Regions from separate parts of the Mus musculus genome. Here region 2 is linked to region 1. The links are chromatin loops, found by intact Hi-C in ENCODE. Cell type or tissue: left cerebral cortex. All regions are shown on one strand.

Region 1 (8,000 bases):
CTCTTATGGCGGAAGCCACTGGGGCAGGTGGAGGGCTGCATGGCCTTAAAGGACCTCCCACAGGTTCCATGTCCTTCATAGAGATCATCGCCTTCTTGTGACTTAATGAGGCCGAAGTCAGAGAGGACCTGCAGAGGCCGGAGGGGGCATCTCACCCAGGCACCACCACAGCCTCCTTTCTCGGGAGAGCATTAACGTCCTTCCCTTATTCTGCACTGGGAATTTTAAAGATTTCTAACAGAACTCAGACATGCACAGTCCTCAAAAGAGTAAGAGACCTAGAAAGTGCCTGTGCCACACACCCTGCTCACGGCGTCTACCCTTTTCTTCAGAGGCTGCCACGTGCAACTCACAGAGTTTCTCTCCATTTGTCAGTTTTATACATCATCAAAATTCATGCCCTGCTGTAGGAGTGCTCTCTCTCTCTCTCTCTCTCTCTCTCTGTCTTTTTCTCAGAATATTAACTTGGCCCTTCCTTATCTTCCCAATATCATAGATTCTACCCGAGTCACTAGCCAGTGTTTCCTGTCTTATCACTTATATGTTGTTAGTGCATGAGTTCATATGTATTTGTATGTGCACACACAGGCACACATGCGCATGAGTCATGTGGAGTTTAAAGGATAATCTTGAGTTTTGTCCCTCAGAAGCCATCCATTTTTAAAACAAGATTTTATTTGTTTATTTATTTATTTATTTATTTATTTACGTATTTACTTATCTACTTATTTGTGTGTGTGTGTGTGTGTGTGTGTGTGTGTGTGTGTGTGTGTGTGTGTGTGTATGTGTGTGTGTGTTCAGGTGCTTGTAGAGACCAAAAGATATCAGATGCCCCAGAGCTGGAGTTATGGGATGTTGTAAGCTGTCTGATGTAGGTGCTGGGAACCAGACTTGGGGCATACTCTTAACTACTGAGCCACCTCTCTAGCCCCTCCCTCTTGGCTCGCTGACTAATAAGCTCTAGGAATCTGTGTCTCCATTTTCCCAGCTCTGGGATTCCAGGAGTGAGCTGTCATGCTTGACATTTTATGTGGGTTCTGGGGGTTGAATGTGGGACCTTGTGTAGCATTTTACCAACTGAGCTACACGTGACCGCCCTGCTCATGGAAGCTGGCAATTGCATTTTCTGGTAAAACTGTATTTGTGTGAGAGTTCTTTGGATTCTATGTGTTATGCCATAGCTTAGATTCCTACTGATATATAAAACACCCAGAAAACCTGATGCTTCTGTTTGTTCTCTGTGTGCTCTGACCTTGGCCCGGTCAGGCCTGGCTGTCATGGCTTGTCTGATACACACCCTGCCATGGGTCAGACAGTGTTCGTCTCTCTGATGGTACAGGAAATGCCCTGGATTTTCAGCTTCCCACTTCTTAGTTTCCTATCTTACTCTGATGTAGCACCTCCTCTGAGGGTTTTTTTGTTTGTTTGTTTGTTTGTTTTGTTTTGTTTTTTTTGAGAAAGGATGCACGGTAGGCATGTTTGGTGAGGCAATATCAGCAGTGATTGGAGATACTTTTCCTGGGAATCATGAAGATGCTCACCATGGTGACATGGTGATGACTTCTGGTGGTCAGTAACAGGGCTGGAAACTCCAGTCCTGATCCAGGATCATTTATGGGTGACATTCTTTTTTTTTGGAGTACGTGTGTGCGCGCGCGCACGCGTGTGTGCATGTGTGTGCGTGTGTGTGTGTGTGTGTGTGTGTGTGTGTGTGTGTGTGTTTTGTGGAGGAGTCCAGAAGTCTCTGCCTGACTCTCCACCTTACTTTTGCTTATTTTGCTTTTGACATGGGGCCTCACAATGTTGCCTGGCTGGCCTGGAACTCTCAGGGATCCACTTGCCTCTGCCTCTTGAGCACTGTGATTACAGATATGTGCCTTCATAACCTTCTGTCTCCTTTTTTGAAACAGCATTTCTCCCTGACCCTGGAGTGTATCAATTTAATCTGGCAAGGTTGAAGTCCAGTGAAACCCAGGGGCCCTCTTTTCCCCACCTCCCCTATTCTGAGATTGCAGTGTTGTTGTTTTTTTAATGTTGGTATTGGGAATCAAACTGAGGCTCTTGTGGTTTTGTGGCATAGATGATCAACCTCTCTTTGGATGCCTTTGATGCACTTTAGCCCTGGGCACACCAAAGATTCTCTAAGTCCCAAGATATGTGCCTTTCAGCTGGGTGTCCACTGATGACTTCGTGAATCATTTTTTCACTCTTTTTGTCTAGCTTTGAATATTGAACTTCTGGGTTGTGTGGACAGAATAACAGCCTTCAGTACCTGTGCCTCAACCCATGATGCCTGTTGGATGAGTTGCTTGTCTGGTTATGGCTTTGGTAGGGAGATCATGTGGAAGGATCTGAAGATGAGAAATTACCGTGGTTATTTCTTTTGGCCCAGGGGAATCATGAAGATCCTTATAAGCACAAGGCAGAGATGCTACAGTTAGGAAACCATGACAATAGCAGCAGGGGCTGAGAGATGTACCTTGGAGGAAGGGCCAGGAGCCAAGGAATGAAGGAGGCTTTTAGAAGCTGGAAAAGGAGGCTGGAGAGAGGGCTGAGTTGCTCAAGTGTGACGACCTGAGTTTGGATTGCCAGCACCTATATAGAAAGCTAGGCATGGCAGTGCATACCTATAATCCTAGCGTGAAGGAGGTGGAGACAGAAAGATTTCCCAGACTTGGTGATCAGCCACTCTAGCCAAATTGGGCAAGATCCAAGTTCAGTGAGAAAATAAGGTGGAGAGCAGGTATGAAGACATTTGATGTCCACCTCTAGCTTACACACACATGCACGCACACATGCACACACACCCCAAAACCACACACCCATACCCATATATACACCCACACCCACGCCCACACATGCATACATACACACACAAAATAGAAACTGGAAGAGGCAGGGAAATAGATTCTCTCCTCAAGCCTCCAAAAGGAACACAGCCCTGCCAACATCTTGCTGAATTTCAGCCCAGTGAGACTCATTTCAGACTCAGGACTCCCAAAAGTTGAAGATAACAAATGTGTGTTATTTAAAGTTACTAAGTTTGCAGCCATTTGTGACAGCAGCCACTGAAAACACAGGCAGGAACCAACAAGCATCCACTAAGTGGCTGATGCTCCTAGTGTCTTGTGTCTTGGCTGAGGCTGTCCTGAGTCTTCATATGCTGGGGCTCTACTTTACAGATAGTCTCTCTGCATGCTCATTCTCACCAAGGGACTGTACGTGTATCATTTCTTCATGTCCCCATCCACTAGCTGGCATTCCCCTAGGGTGGGTGTCATAGATATCTGGGTCTATAGTCTTGGGTCTTCTGTCCTGAAGGTATTAATAAGAGTATGCTGGGCAAATGACAAGATGAGTAGATGAGCTGTCCCAGACAGCCCTGGCAGCAGGAACAGTAGGTCATGGGAGTCATCAGTCATTTCCCAGAAGTGAGATGCAAGTGAGGCCCGGTCAGTTCCCGAGAATTCAGGGGCAAAGCCAAGATTTGAAGTCAGCACTGTCTGACTTGATGGCCTTAAAGCCCATGTGTTCAGCTCCTCCATGGCCAGAACATGTCCCTCAAAGTCTGTGTGCTGCAACCTCAATCCCCAGTACAACAGTGTTGAGAGGAAGGGACTGAGAAGAGGTGTGCGCCTGCTCCGGGGCTTGGCTCTTGTGAGGGGGTTAATGTCGTTACTGAAGGAGTGGGTTGTTACAAAAGTTTGGTCTGGGGAGATGGCTCAGTCAGGAAAGGCTTGCTGTACAAGCATAAAGAACTGAATTCAAATCCCAGCACTTACATAAAAAAATAGGCATGGCAGTAAACCCTTGTAATTCCAGCACTAGGAAGGCAGAGTGAGGGACAGGCCGAGGCAGGCTGGTCTCTGAGTTTGAGGCCAACTTTGTCTACACAGTGAGTTCCAGGATTGCCAGGGCTACACAGAGAGACTCGGGGGCAGAGAGAGAGAGAGAGAGAGAGAGAGAGAGAGAGAGAGAGAGAGGTGGAGGGTGACTGAAGAAGACACCTGATAATGACCTCTGGTCTCTCTACACAGTCATGAACATATGAACACTTTCATAAGCATGTGGGTGCATGTGCACATGCATACAAAGTGAGTTCAGCTCCATTCTGCCTGGGTGGGCTCTCTCTCTCTCAGATACACACATACACATACACATAGGTACACACATACACATTCATACACACGCTCATACATCTGTATACACAAAGGAACAAACGTATTCACACATATATACACATACACACATGTACACACATAGGTACACACATGCGCATTCATTCACACACTCATGTGCCTGTACACACAGAGAAACACAAATATACACACATGTACACACATATACATGTACACACAAAGGAACACACACATACATGTACACACAAAGGAACACAGATGTATACACAAAAACATGTATACACAAAGGAACACACACAGGTGCACACATGAATATTCATTTGCACACTAGTATTCAGGAACACACATGTACACACACAGGTGCACACACGTACATTCACTCATACACTCATACACACACACACACACACACACACACACACACACACACACACACACCGGGCATACACACAGACACTTCTGATTTCCACCATGGGGTTTCATAGGAAGAAGCCCTTCAGCAGATGCTGGACCTTTATCTTGGATTCCCCCATTCCAGAACTCTGACCAGTGAATCTCCGTCCTTCATAAAGATCTCATCCGTGGGTACTCTGATACAGAAGCATAAAACATTACGACAACCACTAAACCAAAATTGTCCCTCCAGACTGTCTTCCTCTGGCCTCTTCCCACCTGACTGTTCCCACCCTTTGCTGACTTCTGCCCAGAGACCTGCCACTCCGGAGGCAGGAGCATCTTAATTAGGCCACCCTGCAGCTGTTAAGGGAGCTGCCTAGTCCCGGGTGGAGGTGGAGGCTTCAGTGACGAAACCCGCACTTAGCTATGCAGGGGGCTAGGAGCCATGGGAGCTGCCAAGTCACTCCGGGATTCTCAGGATTGGGCTGCGGTCCAGAACTGAGCGTCATCCTTATTATTGTTTTATCTAATCTGTTCTGAAGAACAACCATTTTGAAATTGGGCAAAAATACTGCCTAATATATTTAAACATATATATTTTTATTTTTGTATCATTTTAAAAATAAACCCATGGATGTACATTTTCCAAGCGCCTGCCTGCTGGATTCCTAATGTAATACAACATGACTCAGAGCTAAATTTAAAGAGAGAAGCACATATGTTTAACGCAGGCACCAACTTTCAATCTGGGGAGAACGGAGTCAAAGGGATTTTTTTTTAGCGTACGAGTGGACCCAGTGCAAAGTGAATTATCTCCAAGCCATCTGGGAAGTCTGGTGTTTTTCAATGCCTTCACGACTCTAATTTTAAGCCGTTATTTGGCCTTTAAATAACAATATCTTTTCTTTCCATTGGCTTTTGCACCAGATTCCGTATTTATTGCGATATTGACTCCAGAAAGAGACCTATCTTTGGGAGCAAAAAAGAGCAAAGTTATTGAACACATTACTCTGCAGATTGGCTCTGGAGTTGGGGGGGGGGAACAGCAGTCTGATATTTTGCAAATGAAGTTTGACATATTCTGGGATGGCATATTGCACTCACCAAAAACAAGCTGGTTGTGCCCAGAGGGGAAAGCTTAATTAAAACCCCTCAGCAGCTCGAGACTCGAGGAAAGACTCGGGTGTACTGTAAGTGACCTTCAGCATGCTCTTCAGACTCTCGTCAAAATGGTCTGATTCTGACCTAGAAGCAAGACAGCAAGCAGCCACACAACATGGAAATCGTAGCTCTGCCTAAGAGTGTCCTGGGATGTCAGCCAGAGGATCTCAGATAAATGTTCCTGTGTCTTTCCTGAATAGTATCAGTCCTGGGGACACCAGTACCTTTCTGACTATAGAAAGTCCTTCATAATATCAGACTGGAGCCCTTCCTCCCTAAAACTTCTCTGTATGTGGACTCTTGTTGTTTCCCTAAATAATGCAGAGGTCACTTCTCTCTGATCGACACGACTCAGTTCACCAGCCTGACCTTCTTCCTGCCCATCATCTCTCTCCCAATCTATGTACACTCAGCTCCACCAAGGAAAGAATAGGGCACTTGGGCAGACATTCCAGGAACAGTCGCATTGAAAACCCAACCATGGCAACAGGAAACCTGCTTGAACCTCCATAAGCCAGACTCATCCACTAGTCTTTTGATTCTGCTTTATTCCCAACCCTTCCATTCTTTCCTCTCTGTGTCCTCTCAGAAGACATGGCCTGGCTGGAGCCCAGATTCTAAGTAGTAGAGAGGTTCTCAGAGGGAATGACCTGGAGACTTTACACACTATCCCACCTGACAAGCCTTGGGCCCTCCACTTACACTCCAGTTCCTCCTATTCAAGGAGAAAAACAAGCCCCAAACTAGCTTGCCCTGGGTCTGCTAGCTTGTTGTGGCTGTAGAGTCCCAAGGCGGTTCCACTCCCTAGTAATGTTGATCTGTAGTGTCCGTGTAGTCTCGCCCTGAACTCTGACCTCAGCTCTCTTTTTCCTCTTGCCCTCCCTCCCTCCTGTGCTCCCAGCATCTGCTTTCTGTGCTGTCCTTCAAGGCTTTTTTCTTGCTATTCCTTCTCATTGGAATGCCCTTCCTTCCTATTGATGACCTCATAGCTTGACACCAGGGACACCCGAAAGATCTTATTGGAACAACTTACCAAAATAGCCGCCAGGGGTTATTTGATGGTTCAGAGGGCAAGCCTGTTGCTGTGCAAGCCTGGTGACATGGGTTCAATCTCCAGAACCCACGTGAAGGTGGAAGGAGAGAACTGTCCTCTGACAGCCACATCGTATGCCCTGGCATATGTGTGTGCACACACGAATAACAGTAGTGAATAAATGCATACTTAAATAGCCACCTCCTTGTCATTCTATCCATAATTCTGTTTCATTCCCCCTTTAACCCACCTCACTACATGGCACATCACCCATTCCTTCAGATGATCTGTTTTGCCTCAGTAAAGAGATGTCTTTATCAAATGATGTATCCTCTGATATCCTCTGAGCCCAGATCATTGAGTATCTGATTAATTTGTGCACGTTGCATGGATGTTCACGAGCCCATTTACAGAGCTAAAGAGCATGCCACAGACAGACCTGAAGGTGAGTGGACTTGTCCTATTGTGTTCTCTCTCACGAGCTGGTTCTGACCTGCTCTTGTCAGCTGACTGTCCTCTCCTGCCTGGTTCACTACACAGTATCCCAATGGCCTTGCCCCTATGGCAGCGTCAGTATAAGTTGACGCATAGTTCTGCCTCTCTTGTTAGTAACAGTTCCCAGAGAATGATCACTCAACTAGATGCCAGCGAGTACTCAGGAAACATAAGATATGAAATGGAGTGATGTCCCCTCCTCTGTCTGCACCCAAAATGGAGAGGGTTGCAAAGGTGCAGCTTGAGGTATTTTATTTTATTTTATTTTATTTTATTTTATTTTATTTTTGACACATGGTTTCTCTGTGTAGTTTCCTGGCTATCCTGGAACTCATTCTATAGACCATACTGGCCTCAAACTCATAGAGATCTGCTTGCCTCTGCTTATTTATTTATTTATTTTTTAAAGATGGAAACCTGTCTTTCCTAGTGTTACGTGGAGTGCTGGTTAGCACTTGGGTACAGTTTGGGATGATGAAGAGTGTGTGATGCTGTCCTCCACGATGCTAAAGATAGTGTCAAGTGCCAGTCAGCACTCATGGAGGAGATGTCCAGGTGGGTGTGGTGGTGCTGACTGGTGCATGCCTGAGTCTGCAATCCGGGCACTCGGGAGGCAGATGAGAGAGGATCTCCTATCCAAGGCCAGCTTAAGTGAGACGTCATCACAGAGAAAACACATCCATTTGGAACTTAATAAAAAGACAGACCGGGGCCAGGGATTCACCTGCCTTTGCACTGGAACTGCCAGCACTATTCCTATGGATGTTTGTTTGTTT
Region 2 (8,000 bases), 67 kb after region 1:
GCCTAATATTAAGCTTTTGTTTCCTGTTAATCTTCCTCATTTGTTGACTGTTTTAGATTTTTGAATTTTTTTTTCACAAACATCCACAGGGTTTAAGTTTTTATTGGTGGGTTGTATTGGTCCCTTCTTTGTTTCCTTTCTTTTAATCTTAGAAATAGATGGGAGACATTCACAGTTGCTTTCTTGCCACCTCCACCATGGTTTGACCTCATACTCTGAACTCTCAGATATAGAGAGGTATTCCAGGTGCACAGTAGGTTACAACTCTTATGGAGTTACAGGAATTTTAATTTTGTCACTTAATGGCAGGCTTCTCATTGAATTAAACTGAGCTAACAGTGGGTATGGTGGTCGGGTTTCACAGAGAAACTTGCCAGCCTTGAAGTTTGCTGGGGAGCATGCGCTGTTTTTTGACTGATATAGCAGGATCACAGCTGCCCTGCAAGTTTGAGGACAGCAGGTGCAGCTACTGTGTTTATGAGAAAGAGAGTTAGCCATGAACCCAGACAGCCATGCACTGGGCAGGAGGGCTGGGCCACCCCAGCAGCACCCTCACCTTCTGTTCCTGTGGCCCCTCAGAGGCGCATGAGGCCTTTGGGATCCACTGTGGGTGAGTTGCATTACACTCATGTTCTAAAGTGTTGCGTGCCAGTGTGATCTTATTTATGGTGGGCGCTCCCATTAATTCTCCCTTATTCCAGGTCTTTGTCTCTATCCTTGACTTTCCCTCCCAGTGCCCTGTAGAGACCTCCTTGTCTATAAAGAGCAGGTCCAATCCTCTTCAATTTTAAAGAACAACCTTGACCAAGGAGTCTAGCTGGGGTTCCAGATGGGAAGCCAGGATTTTCTGGATGGTCCAGGTCTGTGTGTGCTTGAACACTGAGTTCCTTAAAGTGTTTAATCCTTCCTAACCAGGGCCAAAGATTTTACTGCAGCAGAGCCTGCAATACCTGCCCCACCCACCAACAGGGGAATGAGAATGGAGGTGGCTCACCACACATGGGGAAGCCCAGAATCTATATTTAGGTGGGCCCTGCCTTCTTCTCTGTTATAGTGAACACTTGTGTAATAACATGCACAAAGACACAAAGGAGTAAGTTCTCCTACAGCATAAAATTGAGAAGTTGCACACTTCTTTAAGCCATTAGTGCAAGCAAGCCAGGTAGCCTCTGAAACCTGGACATATATCTGGCCACCATTCCTGGAATTTACTTGCATAGGGAGAACTTCATAGGGGATACCTTAGTACCATTAAACAGGCACCTTTACCTTGGAGATCCCCCAGGGTGAGCTTAAGTTTTTACAGCTGTTAGGGTTGGAAGTGGAGCCGGTTGTTTGATTGGTTCCAATCCCAACATAATATGGGGTCTTGAGGTCCAGGCACAGCCCACAGTCCTGACCTCCGTCTGGATGAGAGTGGCTAAGGAAGTGATACACTTCAGCATCCCAGACTCTGAGGAGCTGGCTTCTGCTGCCTCCTGGACCTTTGCCTGAGGTTACCGAAGGAATTCCTTGGGAAATTGAAGTTTGCAGGTTTACCACCTTTGGGGGCTCACATTCTGGTAGATACCAAGATGGGTTTGTGTGGGCCAATGAGCTGGATGACTGTAGTGCAAGTTTCTTTCGATTAGTGAATCGCTGCCTGGATCAGGACCATTTAGTTATAACCTGACTCCCCAGGTTCTGCTGGTTTAAAAATCAGTACTGTTTTTTTTTTAAAAACAAGAACTTTGTATAGAGAGCTCTACTGTATGTGAGAAATATGAATCACAAAGCAACCACATCTGTACTTCTCCCTGAGGAGGGTCTGCTCTGTCTCCCTGATTATCACTGCAAACTTTTCTGTGACTCACTCCAGGCACACCAACATACACAGTCTGAATTTTGAGTTTGTTATTTCTAGAAGGCAGATATCTGTATTCTTTTAAAAATTTATTTATATCTTGTTTTATATATATGACTATTTGGCCTGCATGCATATCTCTGCACCATATGCCTGCTGGTGCCCATGGAGGCCACAGGAGGGTCTCACATCCCCTGAAACTGGAGTTACAGAAGGGTGTGAGCTACCACACAGGTGCTGGGAATTGAATCCCGAATCCCTGGAAGAGAAGCCAGTGCTCCTAATTCCCAAGCCATCTCTCCAGCCCCAGTATTCCTTCTGCGAAGGCCAACTGAGGCACTTGTGTCTGGCAAGAAGGATAATTGCCACATTGGCACCCACATCTCAAGCGCCTCCTCCTCCTGTGGGTGGTAGGCGTTTCCTGTGACCTCCTGTGTCCTAATTGAGACTGTGACCGTTCCCAAAGAAGAAGTCTACTTTGGAAGCATTACTTTCTCTGCTGAGGTTTCTTTTTGTCTTCCTGGCCTTCATCAGAAAGCTTACCTTGCCTCAAAGGGTAAAGTGGCTGGGGTCTATGGACAGTCTGTGTCTGGACCTCCCTGACTTAGAGTAATGGGCGTCTGACCAACAGGAGCAAACACTCTCTTTATAGTCAGCCCGGTGGGTTCCCATGAGTCATCTTGTCTCAGAAGAGAGCTGGCCTCTAGAAGTTCAAATGTTGGGGATTTTCTGCCACAAGTTTTGGAAAGTTTCACAACTCAGGTGAACATTGAGATACAGGTAGATTCTAAGTGGAGCCCAGTAAAGAAGGCCCATTATAGTAGTGCCTGGTGCCAGGGAGCCCACTCGGACCTAGGGTACCAGCCCAGAAATGCCAAGAGCTCAGCTTGGCATTTATTCCAGTGACGACTCAATGTAGGAAGGTTGCAGCTGCTAAATTGTGGATTTTGGAGGGGCAGAGGCACTGGGGTCTTCAGCCCGGAGACCACTGGGCTGTAGTGCTTGGTCATCTGGGTGTACCCTGGAGTCATATAGACCTTGTTTAATGCAACTTGGAGCAGGTGACTTTGCTCCTCTGAGCCCTGCTCTCCTTCCCATCATGCATTTCAAGAAGACAAAAAGACACTGTGAGCTGTTTCTGTAGAGTCTGGTGCATGATATGCATTAACTTGGCCATTGTCACCATCGCTGTCGTCCTCAGCCTCCTCACTTTGGAGAGAGAGAAACTGAGTCCCAGCTCCTGTGAGCACGTGTAGCACTCAGAGGCCAGGCCGGGACTGCTCCTTTCACCCCGCCACCTGCCCGTCTGCACTCAGCTCCAGATCACGTACTGTCACCTCCTCGGTTCTCTGCAGCGCCTGCAGAGCCTGACAACAGATGGTGCTGTTCTGAATTAAAACAATTTAACTCAAGATCCATCAACTGCCAACATCAAACACCCTTAAAAGAAGGAAAGAAACTCATTATCAAGAGTATTTAAGCAAAGTAGGTATTTAATCTATCTTAATCATTTGCATTCTCGAGGAGAAGAAAGTCAGTGGCAGCTGCCACCACAGGCCAGGCCTGACTGTGCCTGCTGTAATTGCCTCAGTCTGGCCGCATCACACTCGCATTTCCTTGTTTGCCACACAGTACTAATTTGGACTTGGGTCCTTAAAGAACAGTTTTTAAAGCTATGCTGAATATTTGAATATTTAAACATTTAGGAAGTACTCTGTTGCTTTTGTACCTTTGTAAAGCTTTGGTAGGGCGTGTGGACAGTGTGCGGGGTTGCTTCCAGAGCTGGGCAGAAAGGATGTATTAGGCCAAGTTTTGGTATTGCAGTGAAACACCTGAGGTCTGCTACTTCTCAACAACAGCTGCTGAAAGGCACAGTAGCTCTGGGAAGGACCCTCTTCCTCTTGGCTGCAGCGCTTCCTGATGGAAGGCACCACAGTGGCAGGGGCGTGTGTGGGTAAGAGAGGTCACATAGGCAGCTAGGCAGAGAAAGCAATCACGGTGTGACCAGGATTGTTTCTTTATTATAACCACCCTCTTGGAAGCCAGCTTTCTCCCACGAGCATCACAGCCAGTGCTTCCAGAGCCATCCCACTAGGCTCTGCCTCTTAATGATCTCCCCAGCCTCCAACGGCACCACTCTAGAGACACAGCCACACCATAGCAGTGATCACTCAGGTCAGTCTACTCAAGTCCTGTCTCCTGACATGACCATCTCCTGTCATGCCTTCTTCTGCTGCCCCCATGTTCCTCTTGCAAGCAGCCTACCCTAGGCTCTGAGGACCAAGAGGGCCAGGCCTTCTTTACCTTCCTTTGTTGCCTCTTTCAGTCTTGTGGTTGGGGATGTAGCTTACTCTTGGGGACCAGACAATGGATGCTCTCCTTCCCTAACCTCAGCTTGACTGAAGCATTCATGGCCTAATATTAGCTACCAAAGGGGCAAGTAAAATATTTGTACTGTCTTTCTAGAAAAATCTGCACATGGGTGGGAAGCAGGAGCCACACACGTAGAGTGTGCTGACAGAGGAAGCAGACTGCATGCAATACTCTGTAATACTTTGTCCCGTCAGTGTTTCTTATTGAGCCCGTGGTGTCTGTGATGCAGGTTCTAGCCTGACAGGCTGAGAGGTCTGCTCCTCATGCGATGCAAACATGCTCCCTGCGTATTTGTTCTCTGCCTCACACTTTTCCTGATGTGTGCACCAAAGCCCTATTTGTGGAATTTTCTCCTGATATCTGTATGGGAAGGCAGTCCTCCAGAGCTATCTTCCTGGGCAGGCCTGCCAGGACTCTGCTAGCTCCTTCTCTGGCCCACGTCTTGGTCCAGGTGGTGTCCCAAGCAGCTGCTCAGAAGGAACCTGTCACAAGGTCTCCATCTAGTTTGGTTCTAATGGTTTTTCCATAAGGAAAGAAAACAAAGTTGCGGAGCTGGCATTTGCATTTCCATCTTTTAATAATTCATTTCCCCAGCACTGGGAAGAGACCGAGACTTGCAGTCACTTGAGAGGCTAGGGCTTTGTCTGCTCTTTGCTCCCTGTGCTGGGAGTGAGGGGCACTAAGAAGTCCAGATGAGGCTTACTGGCCATCAGTCTATCTGACAACATTTTGAAAAGTAATGTATAAGTGTGTGACATTGGTGTGGTAGTATCATAGCATACTGTTGTCGTGTGAAGGGAACATTGTGTGTGTTCTCTATCAAAATGCCCTCTTTTATTGACAATTCTCATCCTCCCATGGTCTTATGAAACAAAACAAACAAGACATGGAGCATTGACATTGTAGAGCTATAGAAAAGCCACAGAGGTGCTGTGCTACCAGGGAGGGTGCTGAATCATAGAGGTGAAAGGTCTGGTGTCTTTAGTGAAAGCCTAGAGAGGCAGGAACCTAGTCCTGAGTGTCCTTTCCTGTGTGACAAGGCTTATGTACAGGGAGGGGTTGTTGAGCTGGGCACATCTGCCTTCTGCTCGTAGTCCATTTGTTGGGGCATGTGTGTGCATTCTCTGTTCACACTCACTTGAAGTGACTGACACTCCTTTCCTTACAGCACATATGGCTCCACAGATACCTTTGCCATCAATTAGTCCAGGTGATATAGTCAGGACCCACTCTGAGACCTCCCCAGACTTCCTTCCTCTGTGTGGTAGGACAGTATGGACAAGGGATAGGATGGTGTGGATACGGGGTAGGGTGGTGTGGACTCGGGGTAGAATGGTGTGGACACAGGACTCCACAGCTGCAGCCAGTAGAGACAGTGCTGATACTTAGTCTGTTAGTTCCACATCCCCCGCTTAGAGGCAAGGAGATGTAAAACATACAGCAGCTCGTAGCTCAGCTCAGCTCAGCACCCTCCTGGCCACCCCAAGCTCCTGCCTTCCAACAAAGCCCCTCATAAGGGACTCACCTGGAAATGGCCAGCTGGAGGAGACTGAAGTTAGAACGTTCACGCCCTGACCTTACTCTGCTCTTTGGCATTGAGGCCTGAAAAGTTCTTTCCCACCTAGAGATGTACTCTATATTCTGATGGGAGTTATTTTGACAAATGGCATTCCTTGTAATTTAGAAGTCAAAATGCAGGCCAAGGGGCCCAACTAGGGCTATTTAATTGCATCCAAAGGCTCTACTAAACGGATTGACCTCCGTGTCCTTGTCTTGGACCTGCCATGGACTTACTGTTGTCCCTTGCAGTATTTTGCTTGTTGGCCAGCAGGCAGAGTGTCCTTCAGCAGGGCCGGCCCGTTCCTATCTCTATCTACCCCAGCTCTGCTGCAGCTCCCATCTTGCTCTTGTGAAGCCCTCAGCGATCACCCCTGAACTCTATGCTCTCTGCTCTGACAGTCAGTCCCGTCTCCACTCCCTGGCCATCCTGGGCCTCTAAGCAGACTGTTCTTTCACGTTTTCAGATCTCTCTCCTTCATCTCAGCGAGCACCGAGCACCAGCACCAGCACCGTGTTTAGCATTGTGCCCTGCCTCCATCCCCTGTAGAAACCATAAACACGCCTTGTCTTCCTGTGTGACAGTCTTTTCTCCCTGAGAGATGTAGCTTTGGGTATGTGCCGAGAGGTGTTCTTTTTCTTTTTGTTTTGCTGTGTCCTAAGTGTGTAGAGAAGTACCTGGCACATGTAGGGAGTGGCCCACTGATGTTTGTGGGATGGATGGATGGATGGATGGATGGATGAGGTATAGACTTGAAAAAGCCACTTTCTCTTTGGGTCTTTAAGATTTCTAAAGTAAAATATCAGCTTGTACTAGATGAAATGTCATCTCCTCCCAACTGTGACTTCTGTCGATTCTCTGCATCTAGTGGTGTTGATGCGTCACTCACCACCTTCCCCCACCCCAGGATGTGGGCTTCCTGGGGCAGGCAGGATCTAGCTGGTGTTGAGGAGGCAGGTGTCATGGAAGTGCTGTTTCTGGGAAGGGAACTTGAGCCGTGGCCACCCGAACTTGCATGGAAGATGCGCCCCACTTCCACCCCACAGCAGAAATCCCACATGTTTTGCCCATTTTCATTTGGTGATGTTTCCTGGGGACTCTGCCATGCCGTTGTCATTTCCCTGTGCCAGCATGGCAGCTCCCTTCTCCTGGATGCCACCGAAGCCCAGGCCCATTGTTGCTGTGGGTTTGTTTGCATATTGCACAGCCATCTGCTCCTTTACCATCCAAGCTTTAGATTTTAAAATATGAATTGCCAGCCGCTCCAAGACTTTCAGTGGCTTTTTGTTTTGTATGCCAGTAGCTAGACTTTGAACCGTTAGAGCCACCATTGCAGAGCCTTTGCTTCCTCTGAATTTGGGAGGCACTGTGTTCAGGAATTGGGACTGGGCAGACTAGTACCCAGGTGTCTTGAGATCTCATACTGCAGTTCCTTTCAGGCCTTCATCCAACAGGGCCTCCAGGTCAGAGCTGTTTGAGAAAGCCCCAGTGTGCACTAACCCCCCTGCTGTAAGTTCATAGATAAAGGTTCCACAGATTTCAGTGTTTATTTGCTATGCAACTCCAGTCCCACCTGCTCCATGGTAGAGTAAATGTGTGCTGTGTGCTTCATCCTGTAGCATCTCCTGCCACACCATCCCTGGCCAGGTGCTGCCCCCGCCCCCGCCCTAGGCTCACTAGCTTACCCTGTCCTCTTCCTCTTTCCCTAGCACACAGCCATCATTCTGGCTCTCTTCACATGCCGCTCCCTCTGCCTGCCGTGAATTTATGGTGAGCATTTCCAGCACTGTGACTTTCCTCTGTTGCCTCTCTCACAGAGGCCATCATTTTTTTTTTTTTTTTTAAAGATTTATTTATTTATTATATGTAAGTACATTGTAGCTGTCTTCAGACACTCCAGAAGAGGGAGCCAGATCTTGTTACGGATGGTTGTGAGCCACCATGTGGTTGCTGGGAGTTGAACTCTGGACCTTCGGAAGAGCAGTCGGGTGCTCTTACCCACTGAGCCATCTCACCAGCCCGAGGCCATCATTTTTTGGATTTGGAGTGAGTGAGCTGTTTAGTAAGATGTAGCTCCATGAGGTTCACGATGCCACCGAGCATTGAGCTCATGGAAGCAGAGTGAGAGGTGGGTTTGCACAGGCAACTGTGTAAAGATGTTTGCACAGTGTGATGTCTGCCGTGCCCAGGAGGAACTGGACAGAGAAGAGTGCCTGCCTAAGAGTG

What was found. A loop is a pair of places that touch in the nucleus more often than their neighbours do. Peaks named below come from ENCODE experiments on the same cell type or tissue, not always from the same donor. Only the 100,000 strongest peaks of a DNase experiment are listed, where the experiment ranks them.
Region 2: it touches region 1 in a loop (7-fold over the local background); 3 of 42 quality-filtered maps call a loop at or near these places.

Annotation. Positions count from the first base shown.
Region 1 is chr2:29,315,361-29,323,360 of GRCm38, forward strand. No RefSeq gene overlaps it. Among named protein-coding and RNA genes, the nearest start is that of Med27, 27 kb to the right of the region's middle. In left cerebral cortex, no CTCF peak of the experiment used is centred here; DNase peaks (open chromatin) are centred at 1,034, 2,923, 4,999 and 5,253; H3K4me3 peaks cover 268 bases; H3K27ac peaks cover 1,501 bases.
Region 2 is chr2:29,382,330-29,390,329 of GRCm38, forward strand. The region is part of intron 2 of Med27 (mediator complex subunit 27); the gene reads left to right. Among named protein-coding and RNA genes, the nearest start is that of Med27, 40 kb to the left of the region's middle. In left cerebral cortex, CTCF peaks have their summits at 994 and 3,225; DNase peaks (open chromatin) are centred at 3,166, 6,743 and 6,901; H3K27ac peaks cover 705 bases.